Regions from separate parts of the Homo sapiens genome. Here region 2 is linked to region 1. A link is a contact called in ENCODE Hi-C or POLR2A ChIA-PET data. All regions are on one chromosome and are shown on one strand. The core of a region is the stretch at or near the end of the contact, and the rest is flanking DNA. Distances in the headings are between cores, read along the strand shown. Region 1 holds the start of NETO2 (neuropilin and tolloid like 2). Region 2 holds the start of C16orf87 (chromosome 16 open reading frame 87).

Region 1 (5,655 bases), core at 895-3,394:
GTGGTTGCTCTAATCTCTCCCCTTTTATTACAACCTCAACTGCCAGATGAAATCTTCCCAGAACTCCATTACTGCACTATTAAAAGTAATCATTTACCTAACTAGCATTTGAGCACCTATCTCCATAATCAAAGCCCACCATGTCCAACCTCTTTATACCAAACACAACACTTGCCCCACGTTCCAGGCTCATCCTGCTCCCTGCCTGCTGAGCTCTTCTTCTGCCTCCTCTCCTCTCGCCACCCCAAGCATTTCCATGGTTTGTGTGTCACCTCCTTCAGGAAGTCTTCTCTGATGACATGACACGCAGATTTTTCCTTCAGTCAACAACTTCACATTAAGAAACTATTATGTTAATTTGAGAGCCCCTTCCTCTCAAATTTTTTTGGTTCACTGTTGTCTGTAACCTATACTTAATATTGTCTTCTTACTCTCCTATTCTACTAATATGCTACATCATTATTATTATTTGAGACGGAGTCTCGCTGTTGCCCAAGCTGGAGTGCAGTTCAAGCGATTCTCCTGCCTCAGCCTCCCTAGTAGCTGGGACTACAGGCGCGTGCCACCACGCCCAGCTAATTTTTGTATTTTTAGTAGAGATGGGGTTTCACCATGTCGGCCAGGCTGGTCTTAAACCTCTGACCTCGGGTGACCCGCCTGCCTCAGCCTCCCAAAGTTCTGGGATTACATGCGTGAGCCACCTTTTCATATCCGTGGGAAAAAGTTCTTAAATGTTTTATTTCCTAATTGGTTCTCGTGTGCGATCTTAACTGTAGTAGGTGGTTACCTTTAGGAACCCAAACTTACCCATCTTTTATGCCCCCATTCACAGCACATGGCAAAGGGTGAAACACCTCGATATTAATTGGTGTTAAGTATGTTTTTCCTTTGTAAATCTCATGAATTATTTATGCTTTTGTACCTTTCTTGAAGGAATACAAAGTGAGAGAGAAGAGCTTAACACCTGAAAAATGTTTCAGTTGCCTGACATTGTCTTTAGCTACAATTGGTTAGACAAACGTTTACAGAGTTCCTACTACACGCAGAGACAGGCATAAATATTCTATTATGGTAAGGCCTTGATCACGGTTGTTATCTCCAGCACCAATCATTGTCTTCTGCACATAATTAACACCCAATACGTATGTGTGGAGTGAAAAAAATGAATGCAGTCGGCCTGCCTGCAAGCAGCTGATATTTTAATGGTGTGAGGGTGAGGGAGATATAAAGGATGAACAAATAAATAAATGAGGAAGGTCATATCAGTGTGATAACCGCTGTGGAGAAAATAAAGCAGGATCATGAATACCACCAACAGCCAGGCAGTTGTTGGCAGACCTGGAGACTCCCATCAGCTGGCGAAGCTGCCCAGCGTAGTGGTTAGCTGCTAGGAGGGCAGCCCCGGGGGAGGTGCACAGCCCTGCCGCTCATTCGCTACGCGGCTCTGGACGAAGGGCTTCACCTCTCTGGCCTCGACTTTCCAATCCCCTAAAACCTACTTCATGAGGGGGAGTCTGAGGAGTTGGTACTAAAGTGCCTGTCAACCTGGCGGGCGCTAGGGAAACGCCGGCAGCGCCGCGGGTCGGGAACTCACCGGCGCGAAGGGCACGGAGAGCCTCGGGCTCCCTCTGCCGATGTCCGCGCTTCCCTGCCCAGGGTCGAGCAAGGCTGAGCTGGGCAAAGTTTTGACCTTGAATGGAGGTCTGGGGGACTAGGGACCGGCGCCCCTCTCTGTCTGCTAGGGCTGGCGGAGACCCGGCAGGCCGGCGAGGGTGCGGGGCCGAGGTGGGCGGCGCTTCCCGGGCGCCTCCGTCAGACGGGAGGCATCGAGGGCTCGGCCAGCTGCCCCGGGCGCCCTGCGCGGCGGCTGGGCACGGGCCGGTCACTGCCCCGGCGCCGGCCTCTCGGACGAGGCCGCCGCGCAGCCACGGCGAGAGGCACCCTCACTACCCCCGCGCCCAGCCGGCTCCCAGCCCTAACGGCAGCCGGCGGGGAGCGACGCCGTCCCACGGCGCGAGGCCGCGGCGGGCGCGCGAGGCGCGGCGCGGGGCGGGGCGGGGCGGGCACATGCGCACAGGCGGCGCAGCCGGCACGCGGCGCTCGCGCTCCCTCCTTAAATGAGCCTGGGCGCCCCGCGCCCGCCACTTCAGTGGATCCCGCGCCGGGGCCGCGGGCGGAGCTGCCTGCCGGTCCCGCGCCGCGCGTCCGCACTCCTCGGCCCTCGGGCGGTCGATGGGACGGGGCGCCGCGGAGCAGGAGGCGGCGCCCGTCGGGGTGCTCGGGCCGCGCGGGAGCCCACTGTGGGGCTCGGGCATGGCGGGCCGCAGGACCTGAGCTCTCCTCAGGGGAGCGGGGAGGCAGCTGCTGGCCGGCGATGGGGACGGAGTGGGGCCGTCGCCGCCGCGCCGAGCCGTGAGCGCCGAGCCACCGCCGCCGCTACCTCAGCCCTTCGCGAAGCGCCGGGCAGCTCGGGAACATGGCCCTGGAGCGGCTCTGCTCGGTCCTCAAAGGTAAGGACCGGGGCTGGGGCCACGGACGGCGCCCCCTGCGGGCCGAGGCTGGCGCGCCGCCCTGCCCGCGCCTCTGCGTCCCTTACCCGCGCCCGGGACCCGACGCGCCTCTTTGTCTGGCGGGGCTCGCGGCTACTCGGAGCGGACCGCGGGGCGCGAGCCCTGCCCGGCTCCGCCGGCTCTCCGGGCGCGCCGCTTCCGACCCCTGCGAGTCCGGCCGACGTTCGCGGGGCGCGTGTGGGAAGAGGGATCGGGTCGGGAAGGCGGCCAGGAGGCCCCTGGGCCCAGCAGGGCCCTCCGGGCTGCGCCCTCGCGCCGCTTCCGTAGAATTCCGCGCATCCCTTTGCAAAGTTGTGAGATTCCTGTCGTGGAGCGGAGGCCGCTCTTTCTCCAGATGTGATGGCAAAAAGTAATTCCACGAGAACAATAAAAGCCGCGGCCGTGACGTCGTGCAGTGGTTTTCGAATAGCCCCGCGGCGCCTGCACCTCGCGGCGGGGAACGGGGCCTGCTGGGCCAGCCGGGTCCCACCTGCTGCGGCCACGGAGGCTGCGGCACCACTGCGGGCTCCGGGGGCGGCGCGCGGGCGCCGCGGACCCGGCTTGTCCCGGCCCCCGGGGAGCGCTGCTGCTCGGGTGCTTCCCGGGACGCGGCGCTCCTCGCGCTCCGCCAGAGGTCTCAGAATTCCCCGCCGCTGGTGTTCGGTTCTTACTAATTTGTTGTACTGGGAATTAAAACAGTTGGCTTGTCCAGAGCACAGAGCTCTAAAACCTACTCCACCGGCTTTGCATTTCCCAGGAGGTGGTAATTTAGATGAAAATTTATATACATAGATAATTAGGATTGGGATACAAAGTTGCTCCTGAAACTCGGACTGAATAAATCGTCTTTTCAATTTCCAGAGGGAAAACAGCACCACCACTCAGTAAAGGACTTCCCTTTTTCCCCCTGCTGATTTAAATTGAAAGCTGACGTGTTTGTAATGTCGTAACATGTTCTTTTTTTAAAAATTTCGAGGGTACGGCTGAGGCATTATTAACGGTGTTATGTATAACTCAGCACTGTATCTTAATATTTGTAGAGTGACTTTTTTCCTGCTCCCTAACAGCACTTTTTTCAAATTTGTTTTATTAGAAAGTTCAGTGTAATTTTGCTTTTGATTTTAATTGGACACATTGTCTACTCTCCACATATTCCTAAATTCGTAATTGAGATTTCAGTAATTCGAAACGTTTAACTACCCCACTGTAAACGTATCTACAGCTTGTACTAAGGTAACCTAGGACTTTCTAGCTGATGAATATTTCACAAACCGTAAATCCGTAGTGATTTCTTTATTACAATTGAAAACAACTCTGAAATTCATCCTGTGGCTTTCATATCTCTAACTCCTAATTTTTACAGTCATTCCTGGGAAAGGAATGTTTTTACTCTTTCGTGATAAACCGTATGCACACTAGGATTTCTGATCGTGTTGCTTATCTGAATTTTCTGCCGTTGTCGGATTGCGCCCTCACTACGGTAAGGTTGTCAGCATGCTACTGACCGTGCATCCGAGAGCACCCCCGGATGAAATCGCGTAGATCTGTCACACCGCTTTACCTGCAGAACTTGATAAAATCGAGCTGGATAGGGTAGGGGCTGGTAGCGCCTCCTCCAATGGTGAAGGGATTTGCAGCGTTTCTGCCTTTGCCTTTCCCGTGGGTGCACACTGCCCTCTCTGGCCATCGTGGTGAAGCGTTGAGTGTTGTACCTTTCAGGAAAGGATTCTGGTGATGGCAGAGCTACGGTGAAAACAATATAGTGTCTGGCTTTTCTTTTTTCAGTGTTAGCCTACACTATTTTTACATGCTGGAGTATTTTTAAAGCTCAAGCTGAATTATTATTGTTGTTGCTGCTATTGGTGGCGGCTTCCTAGAGAGAAAGCAAGTTATTTTTAAAGTCGTCTGTGGTATCAACTTGTAAATGCCAATAACTGGTCTGGAAAGATTCAATAAATTGTTAACAGTAGTTGATTCTAATACGGAAATCTAGGGGATTAAAAGACAGGAATGAAGGGAAGACTGGTTTCACTGCACACCCATTTGTATCACTTGATTTTGTTTTTGTTTTTTTTTTTTACCAAACGCATGTATAATTTATTTAAAAATCAATATTTTAATTTTAAAAAGTTGCCTTTAAAAAGATACTGGCCTTTCCCATTACAAACTACTCATTGTGTGCCCCAAGGCATGAAGAAGTTTTCCTTTTATCCTATAAAGTGAATTGCTTTAACATCAAAGAGGTTCTTATCTGAAGCAGCTATTTAACATTTACATAATTGTGGATATTACCCACAGAAGCCTTGTTTGAAATATTATGGTCAGTTTCTACTAAAATAAATCAGCCATAATGAGTGTGTGAGATTTTAAGTAGAAAGTAATTTTAGTTCTTTAAGATGCCACTGATTATTCTTGTTTTACTTTCAGCCATTAAGACAAAAGAATAACCTTACTAGGCTTTTAAACCTTTCCTATGTTGTTGAAACTAAAAAATTCACTTTTAGCTGTGATCACTCTAGGCCTCACAGAATTCGAGTTAATCTTCTGTCAAGGTTAACTAAGCATTATAGTCTCATGAAAATATTACATGAGGATTATAAATCCATTTTTTGTTCTTATTCTGCACACTTGCTTCAGGAGAATCTGTTCGACTCAGCAATATTTCAAGCTGTAGAAACTGGTTAAATTTGTAATGTAACAGCAAAAATATTCCTTGGCACTGTATTTAAAAATCTTGTCTGAGACGGTGCAAGTATTAACTCGTTTTTCATTCTTACATTTCACCCAGGACTATAAACTAGTTATACAGAAATAAGTGTGGTACTGAAAAACTTGTCCTTTAATACTAAAGCCTTATTAAAAATCAACTTTTTGGCTTTTCCTTCCAGGGGTTGGGAAAAACTGTTTTAACACTGTCAATTGAAAAGTCTTATTAAATAATGGTTTTTTTGTAGTAAATCCTCAACTGCAATCTGGTTTATCTTTCATTTTGAAATTAAAATCACTATTTAGGAAAAACCCTGCATGACAAAACAAGTTGAAATCAAAGCCATTTTCAGTCCTTTTTAGAAAAGATAGAAAAATGATAGACTAGAAATAAAGTTCA
Region 2 (5,655 bases), core at 1,820-4,319, 310 kb after region 1:
AAGTTATCCAAAAGATCTAGCTAATTCTACATTGAAGAACAAATTTTCATTGTAGGCAAAACAGCCTTTTACTGGAAGAATATGCTACCTAAGACTTTCATAGCTAGAGAGAAGAAGGCAATCAAGGCCTGGCTTCAAACCTTCAATGGAGAGGCTCACTGTCTTGTTAGGGGGCAAGTGCAGCTGATGACTTTAAGTTGAAGTCAGTGCTCATATACCATTCCCCAAATCCTAGGGCCCTTAAGGAACATATTAAACCTACTCTCCCTATACTCTATAAATGGAATAACAAAGTCTGGATGACAGCAAATCTGTCATGGTCTACTAAATATTTCAAGCCCCCTGTTGAGACCTACTGCTTGGAAAAAAAGATTCTTTTCAAAATATTATTACTCATTGACAATGCACCTGGTTACCTAAGGGCTCTGATGGAGGTTTAAGAAATTAATGTTATTTTCATGCCTGCTAATCCATTCTGTAACCTATGGATTAAGGAGTAATTTCGACTTTCAAGTCTTATTATTTCAGAAATACATTTTGTAAGGCTATTGCTGCCATAGATAGCAATTCCTCTGATGGATCTGGGCAAAGTCAATTGAAAACCTTCTGGAAATGATTTACCATTTTAGATAGTACTAAGAACATTCATGACTCATGGAAGCAAGTCAAAATATAAACATTAACAGGAGCTTGGGAGGAGTTGATTACAATCCTCATGGATGACTTTGAGGGGTTCAAGACTTCAGTGGAGGATGTAATTGCAAATGCGGGACACACAGCAGGGTCTCACTCTGTTGTCCAGGCTGGAGTGCAGTGGCACGATTGTGGTTCACTACAGCCTCGACCTGCTGGGCTCAAGCATTCCTCCCACCTCAGCCTCCCAAGTAGCTGGAACTACAGGTGCACATCATGCCCAGCTAAGATTTGTATTTTTTTGTGAAGATGAGGTTTCACTATGTTGCCCAGGTTGGTCTTGAACTCTTGAGCTCAAGCAATCCTCCTGTCTCAGCCTCCCAAAGTGCTGGGATTAATGTTGCAATCTCATGATAAAACTTGAACAGATGAGGAGTTACTTCTTACGAAGGAGCAAAGAAAGTGGTTTTTTGAGATGGAATCTCCTGGGGAAGATTCTGTGAACATAGTGGAATGGCAACAAAGGATTTAGAATATTACATAAATATTAGTTGATAAAGCAGTGGCAGGGTTTGTGAAGATTAACTCCTTTTTTTTTTTTTTTTTTTTTTTGAGACAGGGATTTTCTCTGTCACCCAGGCTGAAGTGCAATGGCGCAATCATGGTTCACTGCAGCCTTGACCTCCTGGGCTCAGTGGATCCTCCAACTCAACCTCTTGAGTAGCTGGGACTACAGGCATACGCTGTCACCACATGGCTATTTTTTAATTTTTTGTGGAGACGGGTTTCACCATTTTGCCCAGGATTTTTAGCCCAATTTTAACATCAACGTGTGTACACTGTTTTTTAGACATAATGCTATTGTACTTTTAATATATTACAGTATAGTGGAAACATGTTTATTATATACACTGGGAAACAACAACAAAAAATTGAGTGTGGCTCTCTTTTTTGCAATGGCCTGGAACTGAACCCCCAGTCCCTCCAAGGTATGCCTGTAAATGGACCAAACAGGAAGCAATTTCGTGGGTTTCATATTAAAAGCTTTAAACATTTATATAACTGTTATTTATACAAAGTGTGCTTACAGGCATTTACTATGTAAAATTGTAACTCATAACTTTGCTTTAGTTAACAATTGTTGAATAAAAAGTTATCAGTGGAATAGCCAGTCTCTGTAATAAATGCATATTGGTAAATTTTCTCTGAGCCAAGTGTACAGTTTGTAAATTTTCTTTCTGTTATGTTTGTTCTGATTGTTTATTAAGTATAACTTTGGGTCTGTCAAATTAAATATTTAAAAGTAAGCTTACGTTTTGCATAGTTGTTTTTAAATTTCACTTTTTCTTTCTTTTTCTTTTTTTTGAGACGGAGTCTCGCTCTGTCGCCCAGGCTGGAGTGCAGTGGCCACAATCTCGGCTCACTGAAGCCTCAATCTCATAGGCTCAAGCGATCCTCCCACCTCAGCCTCTCTACTAGCTAGGACTCCAGGCATGGGCCACCACGCTCAGCTAATTTTTAAAAATCTTTTACTTTTTGTAGAGATGGGGGTCTCGCTATGTTGCCCAGGGTGGTCTGGAACTCCTGGGCTCAAGAGATCCGCCCTCCTCGGCTTCCCAAAGTGCTGGGATTACAGGCGTGAGCCATTGCGCCCAGCCTCGAATAATTTAATTTTAATGTTAATTTAGTAAGTATCAGTCACGGACAGATTGGAAAAAGAAAAACATCTGATCCCTCATCTTGATAGTGAGTAGCACTGGTTTACACAGCTAGGCTGCTCCTTGAAGGCTGACACTGCATTTTATTCAAATTTTCCTGACAGTGGGACTTAGGCAATTATATATTGAATAAATAAATGAATTTTCACTCTGCTGCTGGGTCCAGTGGTCTCATAAAATGTCTATCATAATTTCTCAATGATTAGCCTTGGTAACATCTACTTAAGTTTATTAAATGCCAGGATCCACGCTACGCCCTTCACCATTCATTCCCCAGCCTTCGCTCCCACGGTCTCTGTGGGGATGGGGCGTGCCCAGCACTACGGCCCGCCCTACCTATGCATTCGTTGGTCGAACTCGACGCCCGTTACTGCCGAGTCCCGCCCAGGCCTTGCCCCCTCGTAGTCGGCCAGGCCGAGAGGAGGCGTGGCCACTGCCGCGCCGGGGCGGTCTGGCGGAGGGGGGGGAGGTCTCCCCTCGTCTCGTGATACTCTGGGCGAGCTCGCGGGCGGGCTGTGGGTCGCGAGCCGCCGTGGGAGCGCGTGTCGCGGTCCCCAGGAGCCGCCGGCCGACGCTCCGCCCCGCCCCCTTGGCGCCCAGGTCCCGCGCGAGCTCGCGCACGCGCGCGCGCGCACCCGCCAGAGGCTTGTTTGAGGCCCGCGGGGACTGGGCGGGCGGAGGCCGGGCTGCCGAAGTGTGAGGGGAGGAGCCCGAGCCGTCGCTGCTGCCGCCGCTAAGGGAGAGGAGCATGTCTGCAACTCGAGCCAAGAAAGTGAAGATGGCCACCAAATCATGCCCCGAGTGCGACCAACAGGTGGGTGCCGGGGGCCGGGCGCGCGGGCGGGCGGCAGTGGCTTGGCGGCCGTTGTCTGTGGAGGGGGGCCTCGCCGGGCTCCCGGAGGCCGAGCGGTGGGCAGATCCTGGGGCCCGCCGGCGGCGGCGGGGATCCGGGGCCGGTCGGGCTGCACCGAGGGGTTTCCCGGGAAAAGCCCGGGGCCGTGGCCCGCCAGCGTCCACCTGGCGGCGGCCAGACGGCCAAGCCCCTTCTTGCTGTGTCCCGGCCACTGGAGGAGCGCGCCTTTGGTGGGCTCACCGGGCGGCTGTCTGGAGCCCCAGACTCTCCTCGCCGGCGGCGGTGACAGCGGTGGGAGCCTGCGGGCCGCAGCCCCGGCGAGAGTGTGCCGCACGCCCGCCTCCGAGGCCAGGCCCTAGCTCCGAGAACCCCTCCTGCGGCCGGGGCGGCTTTGTTCCCGGTTCCGACGGGTGCGGGGCTTCCCCAAAACGGCCCCTCCGCGACCGGGGCGGGCGCCTGAGTGGGACAAAGGGGGCCGCGTGTAATGATTTTGAGTTTCGGCGAATTTGGAGATTTTTTCCCCTTCCTCATCTATTTATTATATTTTTGCTGTGCAATCGCGAATCCTGCCTTTACATCGTTTTTAATGGGTCATGATTGAATAAAGCCCCTGTTTAAGCCCTTCCTCCTTTTTGGGCGCTCCTAACTTCCCCACCCCTCGCAGTATCCACTGTTACAAATTTGGCCTGTCTGCTTCCAGATCTGTATCCCTGTCTGTCTGAATGTCTCTGTGTGTCTCTCTCTCTCTCTCTCTCTCTCTCTCTCTCTCTCTCTCTGTCTGTCTCTCTCTATCTCTCTATCTCTCTATCTCGTTTCTTGAATTTGAAACGATTCCTTTCTACATTGAGTTCATGGTGTAATAGTTGTAATTTAAAACATCTCATTTCAGTGATCGCTGTGTTGAAGCGTGTCTCAATTCTTTACTGGAATAATAGACATTCCTTTAAGCCTTAACATCTAATGAGTTAAAACTACTTCAGTTAAAACCATTCGTAAGGCCCTCGTTTGTTACCAACATGTAGATCTGGGTGTGTTTTTTCCTTTTCCACTGAGTGGATTTTTTCAAAATGACTACCTTTCTCTCCTCCCCTCCCCCCACCGCCTTTTTTTTTTTTTAAATCAAGAGTAATTTGAAATGGCTGGAGACTTTTTAATAAGCTGATTTTAGTGCATTTTTCAAGGAGAATTCTTGTAGGTTTTTCAAATCTTTTAACAGAAAACATGTTACATGTTTTATTAAGTATCCTTTATGGGCTGTAGTAAAAATGCTTATCAGAAAAAGGTTGTGCAAGAAATACAGTGTAGGAGCTATACCAGTATGCAGTATAAAAACAGTTTAGTCATGTTTTCCAAAGAGTTACTTTCATTCTTACTACTGAACTAAATTTGTTAAATTTTGACAAAACTGGACTTTGCAATATGACTCTTTGCGGGAGATTATTTCAGTGTTTAAATCATTTCCAATTATTCCAGTTAATTGTGTAGAAGTGTAAGGTTTACATGGTATGCGTTATGCATTCCAATTTCTGTAAGGCACAAGTATTTGCAAATCCTGACTTTGTTCTAATTGGCATAAAGCAACCTTTTGGGAAAAATAGCCACTTTTTATGGCTATTTTTATATAAAAGAGCAAAGGATAATAAACTTATAGGAGTTTCTGAAAAACTGTTCAACAAAACAAGATCAGCGTTTTATTTGGAAAGATCACATTCATTTTGTTATACACCCCCTCCCCCATATTTATTCTTTCATATAAAATCAGCTTACCCAGCTTTGGCTGCCATAACAAAAGCATGATTATGTTCTGGTGAGGGCTCTCTTCTTGGCTTGCAGATGGCTGTCTTCTTGGTGTCCTCACATGGCAGAAAGAGGGTCAAGCTCTCTCCCTTTTCTTAAAAGGTCCCTAATCACATCATGAGGGCCCCACCCTCATGACTTAATTTAAACCTAATTCTCTCTCAAATGGCCCATCTCCAAATACCATCACATTGCGGTTAAGGCTTCAATATATGAATTTGGATGTCGAGGGGTGCATAATTCCACCCAGAGCAAACTAGTACATAATTTAATGAGTTGGTTTGTTTTGTCCTTTATTCCAAATACTTAAGTGAATGTAACATACATAAGGACTAATTAAAACTTTTGGTGATATGAACCTGATGTGAAAAAATAATGGATGAATTTTAGCTTTCTCATTATTTAAAAGTACTAGCTTCTTTTAGTTATAAGCCAGAATATGATTATAATCCAGAAAGCCATTTTCTAAACATTAGAATACTGCTATGATTCTAAGTTGCCTAAAAAAAATTAAATTCGAATTTAGGTATAGTTTATAAACATAAATGTAAAATCTTTAAATTTGAGATTTCCCAGTTGACTAGATTTACTTATGTGGGTGTGTAAGTTTGAAAAATGGGTACAGAGATCAGCAAAGAAGAAAAAGCTAGATTT

What was found. A loop is a pair of places that touch in the nucleus more often than their neighbours do. ChIA-PET counts read pairs that join two places held with the same protein, here RNA polymerase II (POLR2A). Pooled maps may share reads with other maps.
Region 2: a map of B cell shows a loop between it and region 1 (37-fold over the local background). The contact joins the promoter of C16orf87 here to the promoter of NETO2 in region 1. A Hi-C loop is called at or near these places in 7 of 168 maps with a recorded cell type or tissue (B cell, CD4-positive, alpha-beta T cell, CD4-positive, alpha-beta memory T cell and 3 more), 5 of 37 single-sample maps with no recorded cell type and 18 of 50 pooled maps. POLR2A ChIA-PET finds 5 or more read pairs at or near these places in 3 of 52 experiments (HEK293, MCF 10A and activated T-cell).

What each region holds. Positions count from the first base shown.
Region 1 is chr16:47,140,434-47,146,088 of GRCh38, reverse strand. NETO2 (neuropilin and tolloid like 2) reads left to right here and starts at 2,144. Exons shown (of 9, transcript NM_018092.5): 1 at 2,144-2,510. The coding sequence starts at 2,477. It overlaps ITFG1-AS1 (ITFG1 antisense RNA 1), which reads right to left and starts at 2,021. Exons shown (of 4, transcript NR_110904.1): 1 at 1,595-2,021. RefSeq lists silencers at 1,614-1,943, 2,004-2,843, 3,014-3,163, 3,991-4,040, 4,051-4,140.
Region 2 is chr16:46,828,594-46,834,248 of GRCh38, reverse strand. C16orf87 (chromosome 16 open reading frame 87) reads left to right here and starts at 3,069. Exons shown (of 4, transcript NM_001001436.4): 1 at 3,069-3,165. The coding sequence starts at 3,100. RefSeq lists a silencer at 2,723-3,372.